Regions from separate parts of the Homo sapiens genome. Here region 2 is linked to region 1. Evidence: chromatin loops called from intact Hi-C (ENCODE). Cell type or tissue: Calu3. All regions are shown on one strand. Links, peaks and the distances in the headings refer to the core of each region. The heading gives the core; the rest is flanking DNA. Region 1 has its middle 59 kb from the start of LINC02946. Region 2 has its middle 11 kb from the start of MRPS9-AS1.

Evidence for each region. Peaks named below come from ENCODE experiments on the same cell type or tissue, not always from the same donor. Only the 100,000 strongest peaks of a DNase experiment are listed, where the experiment ranks them.
Region 2: a loop joins it to region 1, with 11 times the contacts of the local background. A loop is called at or near these places in 10 of 110 quality-filtered maps.

The regions. Positions count from the first base shown.
Region 1 is chr2:105,545,662-105,558,443 of GRCh38, reverse strand. No RefSeq gene overlaps it. Among named protein-coding and RNA genes, the nearest start is that of LINC02946, 59 kb to the left of the region's middle. In Calu3, for the core only: no CTCF peak of the experiment used is centred there; a DNase peak (open chromatin) is centred at 4,353.
Region 2 is chr2:105,107,064-105,119,845 of GRCh38, reverse strand. No RefSeq gene overlaps it. Among named protein-coding and RNA genes, the nearest start is that of MRPS9-AS1, 11 kb to the right of the region's middle. RefSeq lists enhancers at 74-573, 574-1,075, 10,155-10,963. In Calu3, for the core only: a CTCF peak has its summit at 5,147 (motif pointing left); no DNase peak of the experiment used is centred there.

The DNA.
Region 1 (12,782 bases), core at 3,404-5,903:
TGAGATGTGATGGTTTTATAAGGGGTTTCCCTTTTTGCTTGGTTCTCATTCTCTCTTGTCTGCTGCCATGTAAGACGTGCCTTTTACCTTCCACCGTGATTGTGAGGGCTCCCCGGCCATGTGGAACTGTGAGTCCAACAAACCTCTTTTTCTTTATAAATTACCCAGTCACGGGTGTGTCTTTATCAGCAGCATGAGAACAGACTAATACAATGGGTCAGCCTCAGGACTGGATGGCAGAGTGGATGGAGGGTCCTGTTTCTTTGGAAATCAAGACATTAAAACGGATGTGGAATTTTGTGCCTAGAATTCCTTCATCTGAAACTTTACAGCTGGAGTGGAAATTGAAGCAGCTTCTCTGTATCAGAGTGACTTCCATCCAAAGGTGGGATGCTGCTTGTTACTCCTGCAACTGCAGACGGCAGAGTTTTCAACAGTCTGTGACTTGAGAGAACAAGGTCTTTCTGTGAATGAGAAAGCAGTAGTTGTTCTGACATGTCACAGCTTCAGTGTGTCCTTGGGAAGAACATTAGTAATGTTCCAGCTGGATTTGTCTATTTCTATTATCCCAGACTCATGAGTAGCCAGGCACAGTGTTACTTTCTCAGTCCAAGTTCATCGGATCCTCATGCCTTCTCCTCCCTGCTCTCTGCCCCAAGGCTGACCTGCAGGAACCACATCAAGGGTTCCCATGCCCCCGGCTTCTGCTTGGGATAGATCTGGCAGGAGTGAGAGGGAGTGAGGGGAGAGGACAAGGGCAGGGCAGCAGTCCCAGTGACTCCGTCCCACAGGGCCGCCTGGAGAGGGCTGTGTCCTGGGTCTGCAGAGGCTGCTTTGCACAGCCCTCTCCTGTACTTGAGACCCACTTTCTTGCCTTTTCTTCCCAGGGGCTAACAGCTTGGCTGCCACCAAGCCAGCATGATACTCACCCACACCTTATCAGTAGCCTCTGCACAAAGAAATCTCCTTGACTTATCTATTTTGAGTGTGCCATCTGTTTCCTGATGCAGGTGGCACAGTCAGTATAAATAAGTATCATTCCAGATCAAGCTTCCTAATGTGCCATTAGGAAGTCATACATTCTCGGGCGACTGACATTGCTACTCAGAGCCTTGGTTTCCCCATCGGGGAATGCAGAGGAGTTGAAATGCTGTTGTGTGGATTCAACGAGGGAAACATCGAACCTAGCCGTGTTAATTTTGTAAACCTAGAGTGTTGCTTCCTGAGAAGGAGCTGTGGGGTGGACTGCGCATGCAGGGCTGAGTGCCAGGGTGTCCTCCCTGTCTCTGCAGGAACCATGCTCCCACCAGCGCTGGCCACTTCCCAGAATCCTGCCTCTTTTCCATGCCTTGTCCAGCTCTGTGAAAAAGACATTTTCAATTCCACATTTCAGTCCTCCCACTGAGCCTCAGCCTTAATGTGGAGCCACTTTAATATATAAAAGACTTGTCAGGGGAAATGTTGTCATTCCTGTAGCACATTTCTGGAGAAGAGCTTTGATTCATCAGTTTTTAATTCCGTGGGGAGATGGAACGAGATAAAACAGCCAAGTTCTGCCTTTAGAAATTCCCATGGCGCTGCAGCCAAACTGCACCCTCACCTCAGGCTTTCCTTTGGCCCCAAATGGTTGGTTTTCCAACTTTGGCGGTTACCATTTCCTTGTGAGCAAATTGTGAAGAACTCATGAGCTATTGTAAACATACCTAGGACAAGGGAATCCATGAACCCTGCAGTGAGCCTGATGGGTGATACTTACGTGGGGTTCAAATGCTGCACTCCTTCTCTCCAATAGTGAAGGAAGGGAGGGGAGGGGACCAGAGGCTCCTAGTGTGGGGCCAAATAACTCATAGACCTCAGGAGCGAGGAGGCTCCTGCTCACTCAGTTGTGAGTTATTTGGGGACAGATGGAAATTAATCTGAACCCAAGGGACCCACTGCTCCAGGAAGAGGGGTTTTTTTCTGCCAAGGAAGGTTTAAGGCCCTGGGCTGAGCAACCATTCTATCCCCTCATCTAGAGCAATGCCTAGCATTGAGAAAGTGGTTGATAATTATTACAGGATAAAATGACGTTTTATCCTTATTTTTCCAGAGGAGACCCAAAAAGATTAGGCAACTTGCCCAAGATCAGGACGCAGGTAAAAGGCATCTCAAGGCTGCTAATTCAGGCCTCTAGACACCAAATCCAGTCCTCATGCCCCTTCCTGTGGCCCCATATGCAATGAGTGTGCTCAGTCAAAACTGGACAGCACTCAGTGTCAAGCACTGAGGGACAGACACAGTGCTGTACAAAGGGGGTCTCTGTCTCAGCCCCTCAATCTTGAACTCAGGAAGTGGTTTGATTTATCAGTTCTGGGTATATAGGTCCAGATTCAAGTACATCTGTGGGGTCATCCTGCCAGGCATTGTGAAGTCACTGTGAGTAGTGAGTAGGTGCTTACTAAGAATGCAGGACCGAGATAATGCATGAAATATGGATTTTGATCAACTACATTTGGGAAGAATAGCACACAGTGCCCCCTTAAAGATGTATAGTGCACACTCATGTGCTGAAGACTGAAAAGTCCCATGGTGAAGTCATCTGTTTATGTTATTCAATCTAGCGTTTCTCAAATGTATTTGATTTAGAAAACTTTCTTCCCCATCTTTATAACACACCTTGGGAAGCAGTAATGTTAGGTCAATCCCAGTAACTGAGATCCTGAGGCAGAGTCACCATTGCCCCCCCATAGTTGGCATAGTTGGACCAGGAAACCTCCATGTAGTCTTCTTAAATGGAAAACTATAGGCTGCAAGGAAGTTTTGGTCTGCAGAACTTCTCTCTTCTACTACTTCAAAGTTGAAAGTTACACATACCGAACATGTTCCCAGATGAGGAACTCTAGCAACTAGCGTTTCATACATCTCCAAAGTTTTCAGTTCAATTAGATCATGTCAGTTGCCCTGTCCACAAATTTAGGAAAATGAGAAAATAAAGTGATTGCTAGTAAGTCCCAAAAATGTCACACAGCTGAAAAAGACAGAACAGTGGAGTTTAGAGAAACAAACATGCATGATTGGAAATTTCCATCAGGAAGCTACTTCCCCTTGTGCAGGACTGTGAACGGACTGGACCCTTCTCTCACCTGCAAAATGACAAAGTGATGGAAGGCACCATCATCTTCAATGCCAACATCACTGGGTCTCTAATTCCCCAAACCCAACAACTCCCTACCCTTCTCCGTCTTCACCCCTCCCTACTGGTTCAGAGTTTTGCTGTCTCTTACCCAAACATTTCTGGTAACCCCCAGATGGTCTCCCCTGTTCCCTTCTCTCTCAAGTTTTATCTACCTTGCACTCCCTTGGAGAATTATTTTCCTGACAACTGCAAGATCAAGTCACTTTCAGGCTCGCAAGCTTCAGTGACTCCCGCTTTAGCCAGGTATCTAAATTTTCTGCAATGTAAATTCAACCTCTGCAAGTTCTTCTGCTGAGACCTGACTGTATAGCTCCACAGGATGAACTTGCCATTTCCAACATGAGTCTTGAAATTCCGAGAGATCTGCCTTTGCTTCTAAGGTCCCCACACAAAGTGGCCATATGGGTCCATCCTTGACACCCAGCTACAACACTGGCTTCTCCATGCTGAGCTTTCCTTTTGAATCGCCCTAGTTGGAAGCAATCTTGTGCTGTTCTGAACAATGACAGTGTCTTGCGTTGCCTGCTTTATAACCCTTACCACTTTCTTTGTCATATTTATTCACCCACATATGTTATCTCCTGTATTGTAATGTAAGGTCATAGATAAAGGTCATAGATAAAGGCAGACAAACCTAGTTTAGTTTACTATTCCCCTTTCTATTCTATTTCCTCTACATGCTCATATATAGGAAAACCCTAAAAATGTTAGTGAAATTGAGACATATAAACATTTGTGTTTCTGTCAATATCCCTCTAAAATCCAAATGTGATTGTTCTAAAAAGTACATACCAGCAATCTGTCTGGAAATCTTCAGTGACCAGGAAAATAAAATCTAATATGACAGGAGAGATCTGTATTCATTTTGATTAAATATATTCATCCAGAGACAAGAACAGATGGATATCTTCCCTTTGTACCCAGCCCATGATGAGAACAGCAGCTTCTGCTGGACTGTAATCAATGCTAGAGGAAGGACTTACCAACAGCAGCAGTTGTACCTGGAGCCAACTTTGGCTCAAGATGTTGTCCACCTGAAGACTACCTGAGCCAGCTTACTGAATGACAATGCAGAGCTTCACTGACAATTTTTTTTAAAAGTTCTCCTGCCTTCCTATTTCTTCCAGGCCTTTAGCAAGATCTGCAATGATCTAGAGCATTAAGAACCTGGCTTCCAGCCAGGCACAGTGGCTCACACCTGTAATCCTAGAACTTTGGGAAGCCGAGGCAGGAGGATCACCTGAGGTCAGTAGTTCAAGACCAGCCTGGCCACTATGGGGAAACCCCGCCTCTACTAAAAATAAAAAACAATTAGCCAGGCGTGGTGGCGAGTACCTGTAGTCTCAGCTACTTTTGAGGCTGAAACATGAGAATCGCTTGAACCCAGGAAGCAGAGGTTGCAGTGAGCCGAGATCACGCCACTGTACTTCAGCCTGGGTGACAGAGTGAGACTCCATCTCAGAAAGTAATAATAATAATGATAAAATAAAAATAAAAACCACATTCCTGTCATATTTCAGCTGTGAATCATAGGTACACAAACACAGGATTAGCTATGTTTTACAAGACAGCTTCTGGCAAGAAACTAACAAAACAGTTGCATTTTAGAAATGCAGAAACTTCAACTCCCTATCATGAATTACTGAGTGGTCCCTGGAATGAATTGCCTGTCCTGGTGCGGGGGAAAAATTAGCCCTTAGTTCATCTAACTGAGGAATAGGACGTTCTAAATTTTGGTATGATAGCTTCATCCCTGAAAGGTATTTTTCTTTCTTTTTAAAGCAGTTTCTGCAATTGACCAGAGCAATTCTCAGATACCAGCTATTGGAAATTCTCACATAATCTTCACAGACATGCTTTTCTCCTTTTGTTATTGCTCTGTCAATAGCATTTGGCCAGGGGAAATGAGAATTTTCCCATTTCCCACTAAACGTCGTTAGATAAAAATTTTCCCCTGTTAACAGAAATGATTTTGCCTTATAAAAAGTTCTTATTCTTCTTGGAACCGAGATGACTCTCTAAGATCTGCAACTTTTTGAAAAGTCATTTGTGGCCGGGTGTGGCAGCTCACGCCTGTAATCCCAGCACTTTGGGAGGTTGAGGCAGGCTGATCACGAGGTCAGGAGTTCCAGACCTGCCTGGCCAAAATGGTGAAACCCCATCTCTACTAAAAATACAAAAAGTAGCAGGGTGTGGTGGCGTGTGCCTGTAATCCCAGCTACTCAGGAGGCTGAGGCAGGAGAATTGCTTGAACCTGGGAAGTGGAGGTTGCAGTGAGCCGAGATCGTGCCACTGCACTCCAGCCTGAGTGATAGAGCAAGACTTCGTCTTGAAAAAAAAAGAAAAGAAAGAAAGAAAAAAAAAAGTCATTTGTTCTATGCGGACCAAGTGCGTTTATGTTTTTCTTTAGAAGAAGATGTTATTTTCAACAATTTGGTAGAAATCTATGCCCAAGTAAGATTTTAAAATTCAGACCAGAGAAAAAGCAATGATATGAGCCCATTCTGTTTTTATGATTACCTGTATCATCTTGCTACTTAAGGCACTGATCGTGTGGTAAAATTACGCAAGAAGAGAATAATAGAACGGAATGTATTTACATTTTTGTTGTTGATTTTGTCTCCTTTTAGAAAATGCTTTGAGAAAATTTTATATCATGAAACAAATTGGTAAATAATTAATTTAACAAGTTATCAGCCACCTTGACATCTAACCAACATTGATTTTGCTTTAGGTATTATCACTATGAATATCAAGGTTATCAGTAATTTGGGGCTTACCTGCTGAAAATAGTAAGCTTCTACTTTGCCATTTTTCTTTTTCTGCACAAATTGTGTTGGCTGGTTTTACAGGCAGGTGGCCTACGCAGTCACATGGGGCCCTTGGCTCAGAGGGGCCCCCCACTTGGTTTAATGCTCTGCTCCTGTCATCTTGAAATTCATAATACTTTTATTTCCAAGCTTGTGTTTTGTATGTAAAGTTTGTAGTTCTAATTTGCATTTCCCTAATGACTGGTATTGTTGAGTATCTGCTCATATGCTTAGGATTTGCTACATTTTCATTTGCTTAGGATTTGCTATCTTTTCATTTGCTTGGAACTTGCTGTCCTTGTGTCTTCTTTCGTTAAGTGTGCGTTCAGATCCTTTGCCCATTTTTTAAGAAATGGGTGGTTTCCTTACTGAGTTTTGAGTGTTCCTTATGTATTCCATATACAAGATCTTTATTAGATTTGTGACTTGCAAACATATCCTGCTAGTCTGGTTTGTCTTCATTCTCTGGGTATCTTTTTATTCTCTTTGTATTTCTGTGTATCTTTCACAGAGCAAAGCTTTTAAATTTGATCATATTATTTTTATTTTTTATTTTATTTTTATTTATTTATTTATTTTGAGAAGGAGTTTTGTTCTTTCACCCAGGCTGAAGTGCAGTGGTACGATCTCGGCTCACTATAACCACCACCCCAGCCCCCGGGTTCAAGCGAGTCTCCTGCCTCAGTCTCCCAAGTAGCTGGAATTAATAGGCACCTGCCAACATGACCAGGTAATTTTTTGTATTAGCTTTTAGTAGAGATGGGGTTTTGCCATGTTGGCCAAGCTGGTCTCGAACTCCTGACCTCAAGTGATGCACCCACCTCGGCCTCCCAAAGTTCTGGGATTACAGGCATGAGCCACTGCACCCAAACTGATCAAATTAAATTTATCTTTTGAAGTCATATCTAAAAACTCTTTGATAAACTCTAGGTTATGTAGATCTTCTCCTACATTTTCTTTTGCACTTTTTTAAGTTTTATGTTTAATATTTAGGTCATAATCCATGAGCTAATATTGAAAAAGTTCTGAGGTGTATATTAAGGTTCTCTTTTTTTAATCCTTTGCTCAAATTACTATTAGTAATTCTCCATTGAATTATCTTAACATCTTTGTCAAAAATCAATTAACTATATTGTTTGGCCTTTCCAAACAGTTCCTGTGCTTATCCATATACATTTTAGAATCAGCTTACTGAGTCTTATTGATTCAAAAGTTTACTGGGACTTTGATTATGCTGAATCTCCACATCTAATTGGATAGAATTGACATCTTAACGGTATTGTATCTTCCAATCCATGAACATGATATATTTCTCCATTTATTTAGGTCTCCTTTAATTTCTCTCTTCAGTGTTTTGTAGTTAAGCATACTGATCCTGCACATCATTTGTTAGATTTATATCTAAGTTTTTTTACTTTTGGCTTAATACAGCAGAAATTTGTTTCTTGTAGTCTGAACTCTGAGAAGTCCAAAATCAAGGTGCTAGCAAAATTTGGTTGCTAGTGAGGGCTCTCTTCCTTATACCTAAGTATTTTATTTCTTGTGATGCTTTTGTAAATATTTGTAAAATTTCAAGTTCCAATCGTTTACTGTTCACATACAGAAATATGCTTCACGGCCGGGCCCAGCCAGGCATGTGGCTCACGCCTGTAATCCCAGCACTTTGCGAGGCCAAGACAGGTGGGTCACGAGGTCAGGAGATCAAGACCATCCTGGCTAACACGGTGAAACCCCGTCCCTACTAAAAATACAAAAAAATTAGCCAGGCGTGGTGGTGGGCGCCTGTAGTCCCAGCTACTCGGGAGGCCGAGGCAGGAGAATGGCATGAAACTGGGAGGCAGAGCTTGCAATGAGTCGAGATCGCGCCACTGCACTCCAGCCTGAGCGACTGAGCAAGACTCTGTCTCAAAAAAAAAAAAAAGGAAGAAAGAAATACGCTTCACTCTTAAATATCAACATTGCATCCTGCAACCCTGCTCACCTAGTTATAGCTATATAGTATATATAGTGTATAGTTTCTAGTTATAGAAACATTTTTTTCTACATTCTTAGGGATTTTCTAGATAAATAATTATGTCATATCCAAATAGAGACTTTTTAATTTCTTCCTTTCTAATCTGTATCTTTTTTTCTTGCCTTACTACACTGCTTAGAACTTCCAGTAAAAAATTGAATAGGAATGCTGAGATAAAATATCCTTATGTTGTTCTTAACCTTGGGGGCAGGACATTTAGTCTCTCACCATTAAGTATGATGACCGCTGTAGGTTTTTCATAGATGCCTCTTATTGGGCTAATAAAGTTCCCTTGTATTCATGGTTTGCTGAGAGGTTATGTGACGAATGCATAAAACTAATTTTATCTCCATATACCAACAACAACTGGAAGAAGAAAAAATTTTGAAGTACGATTTACAAGAGCATCAGAAAATCTTAAATACTTAGAGATGAATTCAATTAAAAATATGCAAAACCTTTACACAAAACACTGTAAAATATTGATGTGGCAAACTAAAAAACACCTACATAAAAAGAAAAATATATTAAGTTGTAGATGGAAAGACCCAATATTATTAAGATATAAGTCTCCCCAGATTGATCTTCCCCAATTGTGAAATCGATCTATATATATTCAACATGATCCTAATCAACATCTCAGCAGGGCTTTTTTTAAATGTTTTTTGTTTTTTTTTTTTGAGTTGTTTTGATAGAAATTGACAAGCTAACTCTAAAATTATATGGAACTGGGAAAGACCCAGGAAAGCAAAAACAGTAATCACGACTGTGTGAAATGTGCATGTGGATAAACGTATAGATCAATGCAACAAAAGAGTTTATATATGGATGGATGGAGGGATGGATGAATGGATAAACAGGTAGATATAAAGAAAGATACCTAAAGATAAATATATATACACATACATACATACATACATACATATATACACACACATATAAAAAAAGAGAGACAGATAAGTCAATAGATTTTTTCGCAAAGATGTAAAATAATTCAATGAGGGAAAAGATTGTCTTTTTTCAACAAATGGTGCTGATACAACTGGATACCCATGTGGAAAAATGATCATTCAGGCTGCAGAGTACAAAAAGGATTACAGTGGTTGAGAGTAGATGAGGGAACACCAATTACAAAGCTCTTACTTCCAGGAGAAATGATGCCTATAATCTGGTAACGCCTAAGAATTTATTTTATAGATGTAAAAAAAACTGACACTAATCTAAATGTCTATCCACAAAAGCCTAGTTAAATAAATTGCAGTTTATTCCTATAAAAGGATAATATGCAACTATTAACAGAATAAAGAAGCTCGTTATCTTTATGGAATGAACACCGAGATAAATTCTTTAATTTAAAAGACCAAGATGCATAATAAAGTAATTGGACATATTAGTCCCTTGCTGGGAAGACACTGAAGAACTTGCTCACACAAGTTGTCTGGAAGAAGAGTCCCAGGCTGGCCAGGGTACTAGGATGGGGAAGGAGGTTTACTTGTCATTGCATTCTATTCTATACTGTTTGAATTTATGGTTTGGTACCTTTACATTACCAATTAAAATACATACTACAAGCTAAAATTATATATATTTTTAATTATTTATTTATTTATTTTTTGACGGAGTCTTGCTCTGTCGCCCAGGCTGGAGTGACACCCTGTGGGTCATCCCCCAAGGGCCGTCCAGCCTCCATCTTCCAAAACCAATTTTACCTGGTGTCTCCAACGACAAGGGGAAAAATTTGGCATTCCTTGGAGACTTAACAGGATGCAGTGAAGTCAGGCACTTTCAAGAGCTGACCTATCAGTCTGCCCTTTTTCATCCCTGAGTGGATGTATGGTGGGATTATGGAGGACCTTTACTGGACACTTTACCAAATAATCAGAGCAGTACTTACGCTCTAGTTCAATTGGCTATCCCTTTTACTCTGGCATTCAGCAACCAGAAAGAGAAAAACAAAAGTAGCCTCACTTCTTACCTCTTTAACAACTATAATAAGTGTACTCCTTCTTCTTAGGTATTATGTTGCACCATACATCCAAGAGTTAATCAAAACAACTAAGCCAAGACATGTTAAGCAAGTTTGAAGAGGAAAACGATAAAGTAAAAGAGGAGGGATTGCAGAAAGTAAAAAGTTTCCCCTTCAAAGTTCCCCTTCTTGTTAAAGAATAAATCATAAGTGTTAGAAATAATAGTTTCTTTTAAAGACCAACTTTCTTCAAGCCTCCTTGCTTTGTGCTAATAACTCTTTGTTAAGCCCTATCCTATATAACTGTTGGACATGCTCACAGGCACATCCCAGGTCACGGCCTATGCCCCTTCCTTATTTGGAAATGTTATCGCTTCCTTAAACCTTTTCTAAGCAACTTCTTTGTTCTTCCCTGCACTTACCTATTTAGGAAAGTTTTAGGCTATTAGCAAATCGGGTATCAGTTTAAGATTGTGAGGTCCTGCTCCAGCCAATGGATGCAGGACACAGCAGTAAGGACAACCCAAATGCATAAGGGATAAATAAGTCTGCTTTTCCTTTGTTCAAGTGTGCTCCCACCATTGTTCCATCTGCGATTAAGCACCCTTTCTGCAGAAAGTAAAGATGGCCTTACTGAGGTCTTTTGTCTCTGTACTGACTTCTCTTTGCGGCATCGATTATCTATTTCTAACAAGGTCGGAGGTGGTAACAGATGCAAGGACCTACGGCTGGAGGAGAACTTTTACCCTAGAAAAAAATTTCAAGTAAGTGGAACCAAAAACTGGCCTCAGTCACTAAACAAACACATAGACAGAAATTCAATTGAAAATGCTCATAGAAAGTCTTGCTTTGTCAAGTAACAGCTTCTTGGTGTAACAGCTAACATAAATTATTGCCGAAATAGTTGCTTACATTGAATAGAATAAAGTAACTTGCTTTAGAAATGACTACAAATAAGATAGCTAGGCTGGGCGCAGTGGCTCATGCTTGTAATCCCAGCATTTTGGGAGGCCAAGGCAGGCAGGTGGATCACCTGAGGTCAGGAGTTCGAGACCAGCCTGGCCAACATTGTGAAACCCCATCTCTACTAAAAATACAAAAATTAGCCTGGCGTGGTGGCAGGTGCCTATAATCCCAGCCACTCAGGAGGCTGAGACAGGAGAATAGCTTGGACCCAGGAGGTGGAGGTTGCAGTGAGCCGAGATCATGCAACTGCACTCCAGCCTGGGCTACCAAGAGCGAAACTCCATCTAAAAAAAAAAAGATAGCTAAAAGCTGGGACCATTTTATCAAAATGTTGAGGCTTAGATGACAATAGTTATTTGTGAATAGCTATCTAGCTATCTGTTAATGAGTTGCCTCGTCGTAGAGTCTTAACCATTTGCATATAAGAGAGCAAGCGTCTCTGTTCGCTCTATCAGGGAGTCATGCATTCACCACAACACAATGTGGTAGGCTGGACGTTAAGGAATACGTTTTAAAAAAAGGGACGTGGGAACCCAAATAACCTAGACTCATCCGTATTTTAAGCAACTAGTCTAGCTATAATTTTTAGCTATTGCAAGCTATGGGAAGCAAGGGTGGGGAGTCTGGAGCGGAAACAACAGGCAGTCAGCACGTCCTGTATTTCCTGCGGATGGCAATGATAGTGAGTTTGTCAACCCCCTGCCTCTGCTTCAGCAGCTGATTGCACAGGTGTGCCTGATGAAGATTCTTGGCTGTGTCACTTGCAAAACCTGCTCCACCTCAGCAGCACAGTGAGGACTTTGAATTTTTTATCTGATGTGCAGCTTCCCTCACAACCTAGCAGCGACTCAGTGTCCTGGAGGCGTTTTCTTTCTCCATCCCTGCCTCGTAGCCTGTTCTGCCTGCTGAAGTCTTCTCCCCTGGGAAAGGACAAATCCCCTTGGTGCTTCACAGGGAAACGGTTTTGCTCAGTGGTCACCAGTGGTTCCCCAGCATCCAGAAGTTGCTGTGTTTGAAGAGCAGGACGGAATTTTTCCTGAGAAGCAACAGCAGTGATTGGCAAGGGCGCAAATGGTGAGTGGGTTTCCCTCACACGCTGCACCTGCTCCATGGAGGAAATGCATCCCGTGGGAGACAGCAGCACCACTGCCAACAAAGCCCCTCAGGTCCTAACCTTTCTGCTTTGCTTTGGGGAGCAGGAAGGATTGGGGTGTAGAAGAACCTCATTAAACCTCATTCAGTATCACTAATGCACTCACTCCACCCGAAACATTAATTACACTGACTCCTAGTCATCATTTGCTACTTTTTTACAACATTTCACCCACTTGAAAAGTTCAACTGTTCAGATGAAAGCCATTTTATAAAATAAATAAATAAATTTATACATTTTATCTCTCATCCCCAGTACTGTGGTAAGTTAAAACAAAGATGCCAAGATACAAAAACCCCAATATTCTATCTGGGTTGCTCTTCTGCCTATTTCTTTTAAAAGTATGTGGTAATAATACTGGAATTGAACATTTGCTTGTTGTGGCTAGAAAGGCTTAGTGAATAAGACACCTGTATCTTCCCGAGATGACCAGGAGATGGCGCCCCAGCTAGGGTGGGAAACCACTGGCAGGCTCTTCCACCTGCAGGAACCGATCTGAATTGGGAGAAAAGGAGGGGAAAAATATTCAGTGTATTATTGCATGGGCTGATAGAGGTTTAGGACAATGATCTCAGGATCTCCTCAACGTTTTATGAGTCTCTTCTATTTTGAGAGACTGCATGAATAACAAGAGGAGCAAAATAGGAAGGGAGAGAACGCTTAGGAAGGGAAATGATGGCATCGTTTTAAGGACATTC
Region 2 (12,782 bases), core at 4,091-6,590, 440 kb after region 1:
ACATGGGGCATTCCCTGGTGAACAGCTCTTCAGTTTCTCTGCTTACTGCTGAATTTACGGTAATGCCTATAATTGTTTCAAATATACACTAGTGCTGGAGAGACAAGGTATGGGGAGGGGGCATCAGATTATCTTGCACTTGCAACGTTTGCCCAATTTTCTCTCAAGTCAGCTTCATCTAAACCAGTCTTCCTGACGAGGAGGCAGCCAGGATGGTCCTGCAAGCACACTCTCGTCAAAAACATTTCCACAGTGAAACACTGTCAGCAGTTGTTAGGGTGAGAAGGAAGTTTAAGTAGATGGACTAGAGGATAATTACTATGATTAGCATTTAGAGAAATTAAAAACTGCCATTTATTCCACAGCCAAGGGACATAATGAAACCAAGGAATATGACCGCCTTGCTATAGCCTTTGTCTTGAGAAGATTCATTTCTTCATTTCCTCATTTGGCAAATGTGAGTTGATGTTTTACTCTCCATCACAGACTGGGCTGAGGCAGAGACGACAACTGAGTCACGTAAGGGAGACGCGCAGTGGATGCCCACGCATTGGGGTGGGCATGTGCGGTGAGTGCGCGTGCTCAGGGCCCTCCTGGGGCTGCATGGAGGCCTCGCTTCCTGAAGGCGGCGCTGTGGATCCAGTCCCACGGACGCGGAGGGCCAGGCCGGGGACCACGGGAGAGCCGGGCAGAGGCAGGGTGTTGGCCAAGGTCACGGCCCCAGAGACCACAATAGCGTTGTGTCGCTGCAGCCAGGAAGAGCAGGCGACAAGGCCTGAAAGGTGAACTGAGACAGATCCCCCAGGGCTCCGCCCATGCCCTGGCCTCTCAGCTGCGTCTGTAGGCAGAGAGGAGACACTGAAGGGTATTTTTTTCAATTGAATTTTTCTTATTGTGGTTTTAAAAATATGTACATATGCACATAAACTATATATGTATGCATATTTAATATATAATACCATACATTATATATACATTTTGTTTTATATATAACATATTTTATTTTGTTATGCAAATATTTTATATACAAAATATTTAATATAAAATATACAATATTTTATATATAATTTAAATTATATATAATTTGTATATTTTATATGTATTAAAAATATATACAATGTATATTTTTATGTTATAAAAACATAAACATATAAATATACATAACATAAATGTATATATATATAAATTTATAAATATGTATAAATACATAACACAAATATATATATGTATATAACATAAAATTTACCCTTTTATCCATTTTAAGCACAAGTTCAGTGGCATTAAGTACATTCACATTGTCACACTACCATCACCACCATCCATCTCCAGAAGTTTTCCATCTTCCTCAACTAAATTCAACCATTGTAATTCAACTAAACGTAACCATTCTACAATAACTCCCTACTCCCCTCTCCCCAGCCTCTGGCAATCACAATTCTACTTTCTGTCTCTATGGACTGTCCACTCTAGGTATTTCCTGTGAGTAGGATCACACAGTATTTGTCTTTCTGTGACTGGCCTGTCTCCCGCAGCACAGCATCCTCCAGGTCTGTCCACGCCGCAGCATGTGTCAGATCTCCTTCCCTTTAAAGGCTGGATGACATTCCATTGTGTGATACACCACGTCTTGCTTATCCACTCATCCCTCGATGCTCATTGGGTTGTTTTCACTTTTGGCTGTTGTGAATAATGCTGCTAAGAACACGGGTACAAATATCTGTTCAAATGGATGGGTTTTGAGCAGGATAGTGGTTGGAAAAACCCTTTAGAAAGAGCTCCCTGCTGGTGCAGAAGATGATGATGATGATGATAATACAACTAATACTGAATGTGTGCTAGGTGCTGCGCAAAGTACTTGACGTGCATCAACTCATTTAATCCTCACAACCGCCGCATCCTCACACCTACTTTTTTGAGGTTGATGTTGTTATTATCTCCATCTTACTTAGGAGCCAGTGGAACCTACCCAGGTTTGCAGACAGCAGAAGACGGAGCCAGGAACTGCATCTGGACAGTCAGCTTGCAGAGCCTCGGCACTCACACTGTACCACATGGCCTCTCCTGGCAGACTGGGAGGGGTGAGATAATGCATGGAGGCTGTTGCTGGGCCATGGGAATAATACAGGCAGGAGCTGACAAGAGCTGTGAACTGAGCTCAGGAAGCAATAAAGAATAGGCATGTGGCCAGAGACTTGAGATTCTTAGGGAGCGAGATGGACAAGCTCCCCGGAGTGACTGTGGGTATGAGGAAGGGGAGGGGTCTAGGATGACAGACAGCTTTTGAACTTGATCACCTAGGTGGAGAGTGGTGCCATTGACTAAGAGAACATGGGTAAATTGGCAGGTGTAGTGGAAGGGGAAAAGAATGATTCTATCCAGTACCTGCTGAATCTGAGATTCCACAGGACATTTGGATACAGGTGCCCAACTCATATGGTATGAATCAAATTCAACAGAAAGATCTTGTTGGAGACACAGATTGAGAAGTCATTAGCATAGGGGAGAGTTGGAATCTTGGAAGTAGATGAGCTTGTCCATGGATCATGTGTGTGGAACTGAAAAGAAGAGGTGGAAATTGAAACCCAGGAATGGGGAGTTGAAAAGCTGGGGCAGTGAGAACACACTAGGGCTTATAAATTTCAGAACTGACATGACAGCAGAGAGTGGGTGAGGCCCCACTGCATTGCCACACGTGCATTAACCTGCACTGTGCTCCCTTCTGGGGGAAAACCAATGGTTAGGGACTGGTTCAACAAAGAGGGGACAGCAGGCATTTGGTGGGAAGCATCAGAAGGGTAGAAGGATATGGAAGCCAAGGTGGGGGAAATATTTCTGGAAGGATGGTATCAAATGCCTCAAAGAGATCAAATTAAATGGGACCAAAACAGTGCCCACTGACTTCTGCAGGCAACATTGCTGGTGACCTTACAAAGGGACATTCTTTGGAAAGGGTAGGAGCAGGGGCCATCTTGCCCCGGACTGAGGCATAAAGGAGAGTGTGGGTGTACATGGAGTATAGACGTCAGGAGAAGTGTGCATCCGGGGACTAGGGGAACAGGCAGTAGTTCCTAAGGCCTGGCCTGCGGGAGGCCAATGGAAGATCTTGAGCTCATTCACAGTTAGAGAGACAAAAACCAGTGCAGAAAGGTGGTCAGGGGGACCAGGCCTGGGAGGTCAGAGGACAAGAGGAGGAGCTCAAGTTTACGAGCATTCCCCTTCAGTAGAGGAGGGCTGCCTCAGACCAGAGAGGAGAGTGGCTGGGCAGGCACTGCACAGGGCCATGGGGAAGCCACAGCCTTTGGAAAATGCAATCTCTCAAAGCTGATCTTGACACAGCGAGGCTGGGACACACACATCGGAAATGGCAAAGTCCTTTTGGGAAGTTATTTGGCAATGGATATAAAGTTAGTTTTGGAAATTTACCCAAAGGGTAAATGAAAGAAAAAGCATCCGTACAATTATGCTCCCGGCACATTATTTACAATATTATTTTTAAAAAGCACATGTGGCTAATGGCATGGAAACGAGTTAAGTAAATTATGGAACATATGCTCAATGGATGGAATATTATGAGGTCATTAAAGTTATAATTACGAAGCTTATAGCTACACAGAAACATGGTTATGATAGTAAATGGAAAATCCGTCCTAAAATTGTATGTATACTCTAATTGCAACTATGTGAAGTATGCTTTCCCATGAAAGTACATTACAAGAGAATCCCTAAACTGATACTAGCTGTTGGCTGGAGATAATGGTAAGATTATGGCTGACATTTTTTTTTTCTTTTTCTATTTGGAAAGCTTGTTTTGAATCCTAATGCTACAGTTCTCATTAAAACAACAAGAAGAAAAAGTAGCCTTATATCTTATTAGCTATTACCCTATTTAAAACAGAACATCACTGGATTTTTTCCTCTCTACCTGATAGTATCGAGGCCTAATAGAATGGATTTTATGTGGTGTGGCCATTCCATTCAAAGCTCCTCACCTCTGATGTTGAGATTGAGTGTCGATGGTAATGGGTGTCTCCTTCCCGCAGTCCAAAGTGTGCTTGGATGCTTCTAATAGAAAAGATGCTCGCTAAACCTTCAACAACATTCCCAGCCCAGGAGCCATGCCGGGATGGGTTGCGAATGGCAGGCAGGGCAGAGACAGCCGTCCTTGCCAGTCCTGTATCCAGCACACGGGTACGTAGCTTTCATTCTACTGGGGCATGTCCCTGGAGGAGCCCACTAGCAGCTTGTCATAGAACCCCTACCTTCCTCGCGCCCAAGTCTTAGGATAGACTGCAGTCCTAAGCCTCAGCCTCTTAATATTTTTCTTCTATTTTGAGTTAAATTATCTCTATTTTTATCTTTTTTGGGTACACTAACATTTAGAGAGTTTATGAATGGTTCAAAACATTGATACAAATAGGCATTTTGAAATGGCAACTCAAAGTCAAATGGTAGCCATTCTATGCTAGGGACAGAGCAACATGGGGTGGAAGAAGTGGATCCCAGCCTCCCATCTGCAAGAATTTCCCTTCATTAGAAGAAGCTGCTGTTGGCTGGGAGCAGTAGCTCATGCCTGTAATTCCAGCGCTTTGGGAGGCCAAGGCAGGTGGATCACTGGAGCTCAGGAGTTCGAGACCAGCCTGGGCAACATGGCGAAACCCCATCTCTACAAAAAATACAAATTAGCTGAAAGTAGTGGTGCATGTCTGTGGTCCCAGCTACTTGGGAGGCTGAGGTTGGAGGATCGCTTGGGAGCAGCAGCCGAGGTTACAGTGAGCTGTGATGGCAGCACTGAACTCCAGTCTGAGTGACAGAATGAGACCCCATCTCAAAGAAAGAAAGAAAGAAAGAAAAAAGCTGCTGCTGCTTTTTTCTAGTACCCTAGCTCTGGCTTCTAGTCTTCTCTAATAATTTACCTCTTTCATTGAAAGGAATCAATGCAATAGGCGAGATAATTATAGGCTCAATGTAAGCATAAGAAAAAATCAGAATTTAGAGATTCATCTGCAAAAGATGGATTAGAAAGGATAATTAATATGCCTGATGTTTTCAAGAGGCATTAAAATGCGCATGAATCACTAGATTAAATCCAGGAGTGGGGCAGGAATTGCATCCTCTTCCTCCTGGTCTCTGTGCGCCTAGTTGCTTATTCGGTTGTAAACTACTCCATCTTGTGGCTAAACTAGGGTACTAACAGAGATCAAGATGCTCTTATTTTCAACCAAAAATCACTGTATTTTCCCCTCTTAAAACTTATGCATAGGTTTTAAGAAATCCAAGCCATTTAAGAATTATGAACAAGCTTTAAAAAATTCCAAGCATATATAAATGAAGAAAGTAAACATTATCCATAATCTCGTTATCTAGACTTATCCACACAGACATATATTTTTAGGCAAATACAGGCACATAACATGCATACTGCTTTATATGAGAACTAGTTACAATTTGCCTTTTTTCACTTCAAATGAATCACTATGTTAACACAATTCAGGAATCAGGGCTGGTCAGTATTTGATAAAATTAACAGGTTGAACTTTTTAGTTGCTATTGTAAATGGAAAAATCAGGAAATCTATAACTTTGGACAGGAGAGTTTTATTTCTTATAAAGGGTTACAGACTATAAGGTGGGCATTCCGATATGCTGGGAGGTGTAGCCTCCAGCCAAAGCCATAAAGGCAGGCACTTGGAGGGAGGGAAGGAGAAGACAGGAATTTCAGCTTAACTGGTATACATATTCAACAGGATATGGGAGGAGCCATGAATATTCATGAAAGGGGGTCTTGCACATGTGTGATAAGCAAACATGCATGTTATATACATCCCAGGGTCTCCTTGGGGTGGAGACGTAACATTTAAATGCATTATAATTAGGCCCTATATGTCAAAAGGTGAAGCAGGGCGTCAACACACCCAAGTGGTCGGCCTCTGTAAACCAGCCAGAACCAGTCCATGGCCTGTGATCTCTTATCAGGAGAAAGTTACAGAAATCAGTCTCTTGTCCAATCAAAGCTGTAGTTATGGCTGGTGGAAAGGGGGTGAGTTAGTCAGTGTCTGGTGGTGGATGAGCTGCAACTAGTTCAACATTGCTTATGTCAAGGCCAATGCTGGTTTAGCTGCTAGAGAGAACAACCTCTGGCAGTTAGAACCTAGTTTATTCTTTAAATGTTGGGTGCATGACTTAACCCTTCCCTGCCATGGCCTTAGGTCTTGTTTATAATTTGGTACCATAATGAGTTTGTTCTGTCAGTCTTATGGTCTCTATTATAACATTAATGCCGGGCAGTTTTGTCTAAACTGCAAAAGGGAGAAGGTATTATATAATGAGACAGACCTCCCATCCCGTTATGGCCCAGAATTTTCTTTAAGGTTTCTCTGGGGCCCCCTTGGCCAAGAGGGAGTCCACTCAGCTTGCTGGGGGCTTAGGGTTTTATTTTTAGTCCTCACTCTACGTATTTTCATAGCAGTTAGGGTAACCACAGTCTCCTTGGGCCTGGGCCTCCTGATCTGTTAAAGCCAATGAGGGGCGGGCGTCAGAGATTGCACACCAGTGGACCCCAAATCCCCCCCGCAGACCTTCTGGCTTCCAAGGTGCCCAGGGTCTTACAATGCTCCCTGCATTTGTTGCCTGCCTGGGGAAGCATATGGCTTACAACAGTGGGATTAAATGATCCCTAAATTCCCCGCCACTTGAGACATTGAGTTGATGCTGTTCCTGTCCTGAGAACATTTAATAAACTAGAGAAGTGGTTCTCAAAGTGGGGTCCCTGGACCAGCAGGATCAGCATCAACTGTGAAGTAGTGAGAAATGCAGATTCTGAGGCCTTCTCTCGGGTGTCCTGAATGACCTGGGGGTGGGACCAGCCACACGTCTTGGGCCCTCCAGGTGATTGTGATGCACACATAACTTCCAGAACCACTGATGCAGAACATCAATGAGATCACCCCTTTCTTATACATGTATCTTTCACCCTCCCACTACTAATTTTCACAATCTTATCTCTACACAGATTAGGCTACTGCGATTCAACTGATCACAATACAATAAATCCAGAGTCGGGCTCCTTTCCTCCAGCTCCACTGCTAGCACCGAGGGCCAAGCCACTGCCATCTGTCACCTGACTCGCAGCAGCCACCGCCCTGGGCTCCCTGCTTCCATTCCCACCCCCTGCAGTCAGCTCCGCTCAGAAGGCTCCCATGGCTTCCCTCTCACCCCAGGAAACACTGCTGCCTTAAATAACGTCAGGGCCTTATAGGCTGCCCTTTGGCCTCTCTGACCTCATCTCCTACTACTCCCCTGTTCTCTCTGCTTGAGATGCATTTGCCTCTTCCTCATCCCACCACAGGGTCTTTGCATTAGCCGAGCTCCCTGCCGAGAGCCCTTGGATCCCATATGTGCACGTTGCTTGCCCTCTCGCTGCCTTCACACCTCTGCTCAAACACCACTGCGGTGTCGAGGCCCCGCGATCACTCTATTTAAGTTGCAACCTCTTCTATCTTGAGAACTCTTAATAAACTAGAGAAGTGGTTCTCAAAGTGGGGTCCCTGGACTAGCACCCCTCCACATTCCTCCTTCCCTCCTTCCTGGTGCTTCCTACAAGGGAGAACATCAGGTACTTGGCTCAGTTTAAGGTTTATTTCCCCAGCTGGAACTTGAAGAACATGAGGGCTGGGCTTTTGATCTGCTCCAGGGACATCCTCAGTGCCTAGCACAGGGCTGCGTGGGGGCAGTGATCAATAAGCGTTTGCTAGATGAATGAAAGAAACAGATGCTTATTAGGGGCATGTGCGCCCTGATGTGGGGGGCCCGTGACTGAGGGCAACCCCACTCCCATGCTTTTGCCAGCTTGCATCATGCTTCACCACCTGTGCGTGCTTGGACTGCCCAGGAGGGCCCTGGGAGACGCTCTCACAGCCCCTGCCCCGCCGAGGTTACCTCCAGGCCCGCAGGGCTCTTTCCCATCCAGTGAATCTCAGATTCTGAGTCCTCCCAGCACAGGGCTCCAGGCTGCCACACCCGGTTAACCCATCCATGGGCAAGGCCCAAGACTCGGCCAGTGAGAGGCTTCGTCATACATAGAGGAAAAGAAACATATTATTTGGTTTGTATCTGGAACATCTCCCAGGCACCTTGAGTTGTCACACCAGCCTGATCTCATCATTCTTTTTATCTGTTCTGAAACATAAAACCACCAGTCTCCGTTCTCTCTAGGATAAAAGTAACAACTCTTACTCTATAAACACCTGTAGCAGCTTCTATGGCTGCTGTGATGGATTACCACAGGCTTAGTGGCTGAAACCAGCACGATGTCTGATCTGATGACACCTGAGGTGCAGCCTCGCTGGGCTAATAGCAGGTGTGGGCAGGCTATGCTCCCTTCTGGAGGCTCCCAACACCTTCACAGGGAGGCTAGGAATCTATTTTGAGGTTAAATTAAAAATATAGAATATGAAGGAGACTCAGATCTAAGAGTTACTGTGTGCTTATTGAGCTCAGAAGTTAACCAAATAGCTTAAGATTATTCTAAAAGACTTGAGAGCTATTAATATAATGAAATGGGTCACAGCCACATACTAGGTGTGTTAGAAATGAGAAATACCAGGCTGGGCACAATGGCTCATGCCTGTAATCCCAGCACTTTGGGAGGCCGAGGCGGGCGGATCACTTGAGGTCAGGAGTTCGAGACCAGCCTGGCCAACATGGCGAAATGCAGTCTCAACTAAAAATACAAAAATTAGCCAGGCGTGATGGCGGGTGCCTGTAATCCCAGCTACTCAGGAGGCTGAGGCAGGAGAATCGCTTGAACCCAGGAGGCGGGGGTTGCAGTGAGCCAAGATTGTGCCACTGTGCTCCAGTCTGGGCAACAATGTGAGTGAGACACCGTCTCAAAAAAAAGAAAGAAAGAAAGAAAGAAAAGAAATGAGAAATACCCAACACTTCCTTCAGAGCCACTTTTGTCCTCTTGTCTTGTTATCCTTCCAGCTTCACAAGCATCGAGGCACACTCCCTGGACAACAGGACATTGTGGCTCTCCTAAGTGACCCAGGAGTGGTTCCATTCTGTCAGGGGAGCTGAGTTTGCAAGTTCAAGATCTGATTGGAGTTTGGGGTGGCTTATTAGAGGTCACCAAATTCTCCTGCTGCTTTCTCAACCCAAGAAACCCACAAAGGTTTCTACCGATAAGCAGGGCAGCCTCAGCAGTGGCGAGTGGAGACCCAGGCGGCTCTGTGGTGATGGGCTGCACCCCGCCCAGCACAGCCCCCTTCTTCCCTGCAGATCCCACATGCAAAGCAGGAGGGCTGGGAGCAGAGGTTAGGGAGGGAACGAGAGTCAGTCTGAGCAAGGAGAGTCCCCACATGGGGAAGCCCCACAGGCAGCTAGAAACACCCATCACACACCACAAGATACCTGGGGCTTATGTTTAGGGAAATTATGTACAAAATTAATCAAAATTAATCCATGATGCCTTTTAAACAAGTATTTTAAAGGCAGGAGCAAGAAAATCAGAAACTAAATAAATGGTGATAAAATTTGACTACAAAATTTTGAAGGCTGGGCAGAGTGGCTCACGTCTGCAATCCCAATTACAATTGAGAGGCCAAGGTAGGGGGATCACTTGAGGCCAGGAGTCTGAGACCAGCCTGGGCAACATAGAGAGATCCCATAGCTAAAAAACATTAAAAAAAATTAGCTGGGCATGGTGGCACACACCTATAGCCCCAGCTACTCGGGAGGCTGAGGTGGGGGCATCACTTGAGCCCAGGAGTTTGATGCTGCAGTGAGCTAGGACTGTATCATTGCACTCCAGCCTGGGCAACAGAGTGAGACCACATCTCAAAATAAATAAAAATTTTGAATGTGTCCCATCATAGTAATGAACTGAACAGGAATTCTGAAGCTGCTGGTATGTGGACCCCAGCCCACGGTGTGTGTCAGAGGCACTGTGAGCCCCTCGCTGCCATACAGCATTGCTTGTCCATGCTGCTGGCCAGGGTGAGAGTCCTTTGCTTTCATCTGACTCCATTACCCCAACGTGGCTTAATGGAATTCTGGGGTCGTTTAAATTCACCTTATTTTGAAAGAAGGCCAAAGTGCTGACTGTGTGCACAATGGCCTCTAGCTTTGATGTTCTTTGTTTGCAAAGATGTCTACTGAGAAGGCCTCCTAACCTTTGAGTCAGGCTGCAGCTGCTCACCCTGTAACTACTGTGCTGAAGCAGGCAAGGTACAGGGAGACAGATGAGGACCAAGCAGGGCCCCCAGAAGAAAGAACATCACCATGAACTCCAAACCAGCCAATGCAAGCCAAACCAACTCACAGATGGAGAAATAACCATGGCCTGGGACTCCCAGATCCAGTACAATAGCAGGTAAGTATCATTTTCCCATTAATTCTTTTCTCAGGGAGAAAGGCCTGCCTCTCTAAACGCTACCTGTGAGTCAGCCTTCACTTTCCCCTTGGGACAGCCTTGCTTTTGCTGTTGATGCGGTAACACCTGTTTACCTAGGGTCTATCCTGTGTCAGAAACTCTGCTGGTGTTGCACCTAAGTCCTCGAATGGCCCAGAGCCCTGGAGGGTACGGTTTTGTCAACAATTTTCAGGCAGGAAAACGGAGGCTCACAAAGACGCAAAGAGAGGCGTGGCACCTGAGCACCTAAGATGTGCCGGGCACCATGCTAGGCCTCTCCCAGCGAGAGCCCAAGACCCCACAAGGCTGTTACCTGCTCCCAGCCTGACCCAACAGGTGAGGTCATGCCCCCACCATGTAGGGACAAGCCCTCAGCATTGAGTCATTACCCTGACACTCACAGTCAGCACCTCACAGCCAGGACTTAATTGCCTTCTAATTGTTTTCTCTGTTTGTTGTTTTTCGGTAATTAGACTCGAAGCTCTCAGGACAAAAACTCTGACTTGACTGTATCTTGTAACCCTGATTGCTGGACCCAAAGACGTTATTAGTAAATATGGATTGACTGACAGAAGAATCCAGACTGCACAAGGCAGATGGGTGGGCAGATGGCCACCTTCCAAATTACCTGAACACCGTTATGAGGCATTGGTCATGAGGTCCTCCAGCTACTAGGCAAATACTGATTTCTGTGCTTTCTGTGTGCCAGGCCCTGGGGACCAAGGATGGGTGGAACAGGATCCCTGTGTGTCTGGGGGGAGGAGAACACACGCACGACTGGCCCCCATAAGCACCCTCATCAGTGCCCCAGGCAGGTGCTGCGGGGCATGAGGAGACGCAGGGTGGAGGTGGGAAGGGGCCAGGCCTCCCTCGTGGGCAGAGGCGCAGGGAGTTGCTGGGGCCGGTGTGGGCTCAGCCATCTGGGATGGCGGGTGGGAGGGTACTGTGAAGAGGAAACAAGCCTGAATGAAAAGATGGGGCAGAAAGACATTTTGTGAGGGGCCCCCAATAACCTGTGGCAGAGAGAGGCTTCAGACTGCATTCTACAAACTGAAATGACAACTTCAAGATGGCTCTTTTGTCTGTGCGACTCACTGCCTTCTGGGAAGAGGACCTGCTGTCTTCTAGGAATTATTCCTTCTGCTCCAACCACAAACTTCACTGGAGCTGCCATCATTCCAACATGATCCCAGCTCCCTAGAGCCAGCTCAAGATAAGCCAGTGGGTGATTTCCTGACATCTTTTGGAAGAAGCGGTTCTGCCTAGAAGGGAAGAATGCAGACACGGTGGCGATGGGCACTTTGGGGGCATTTCAGCTGTGAGACCCAGATGCTACTGCCCTGCCTGCAGGTCAGCTGTTCAACTCTTCTCTCAAGAACACTGGACATCCCAAGAGTGTCTCAATAAACTGAAAGAGCTTCCTCCTTTCAATTAAAAGATAGAACAAGTTGGACTTGTGCAGCCTGCAACCAAGAGTGTCCTAATGTCACCGAATACAACCCCTGACTGAAATACAGTCCTCAGCGTCCTTTAGTTTAGCTATTAAACACCACTATGAAAAAACACCTTCCCTCCACCACTTCCTTCCCTCACTTCAAAGAAGCAATATTCTGAAATTACAAACAAGAGATTCAACTTAATAGAGGGGGACACTGTGAGGGAACAGTTTACTCTGCAAAAGTAATGATGGCATCCTTGGTGGAGAAGGTTTGCCGTGAGGTTAGATACAATTATGGAGAGTTCGGGATGAATCTTTCATTCCTGACATGGAGGGAAAGACCTCTTACTGTGAGCCTGGCTCCCCTGGAGAGGTTTCAATCTTTCTTAGAAAGTACAATCAAGTCCTGGGAAAATGAAAAAGGAATAAATTTGAAGTTCTCCTGAACAGTTTTCATAGAAGATCCAACAGTGGCTGTAACTTTTGTTAACGCTTCCGTAGCAGTGATTTAATGAAAAGTTATATGAACTCACCACTCTAATAAAGGGGTCTTCCTTCTTCCTTTTCAAAAAATTTCCTAGCAGGAACTTTGGCTGGCTGATGTTTATCACCTTAGTAGATAAATATTTGTTGAGTGAATGAAAATCAAATACAAAAAGACACAAACACAAGAAAGTTACACTCTGATCTGTTTTACTGCTGTAGTAACAGTGCCCGACACAGAGGCCTTGTTTAAAAAGATGGGTTTTATTATTATTCGTATGGGGAGGTCAACAGATCAGGAGACGACTACCATCGAAAAGACAGTTTATTATTCATAGACCCCAGGAGGGGGCAGCCACGCTGTACAGGACCACGTGGGGAGGCAGAAGGAGCGAGGGTACGTATGGGCAAGAACCTTGACTGTGGCTTTTCCTGGAAGAAGAGGCAGGGTAGG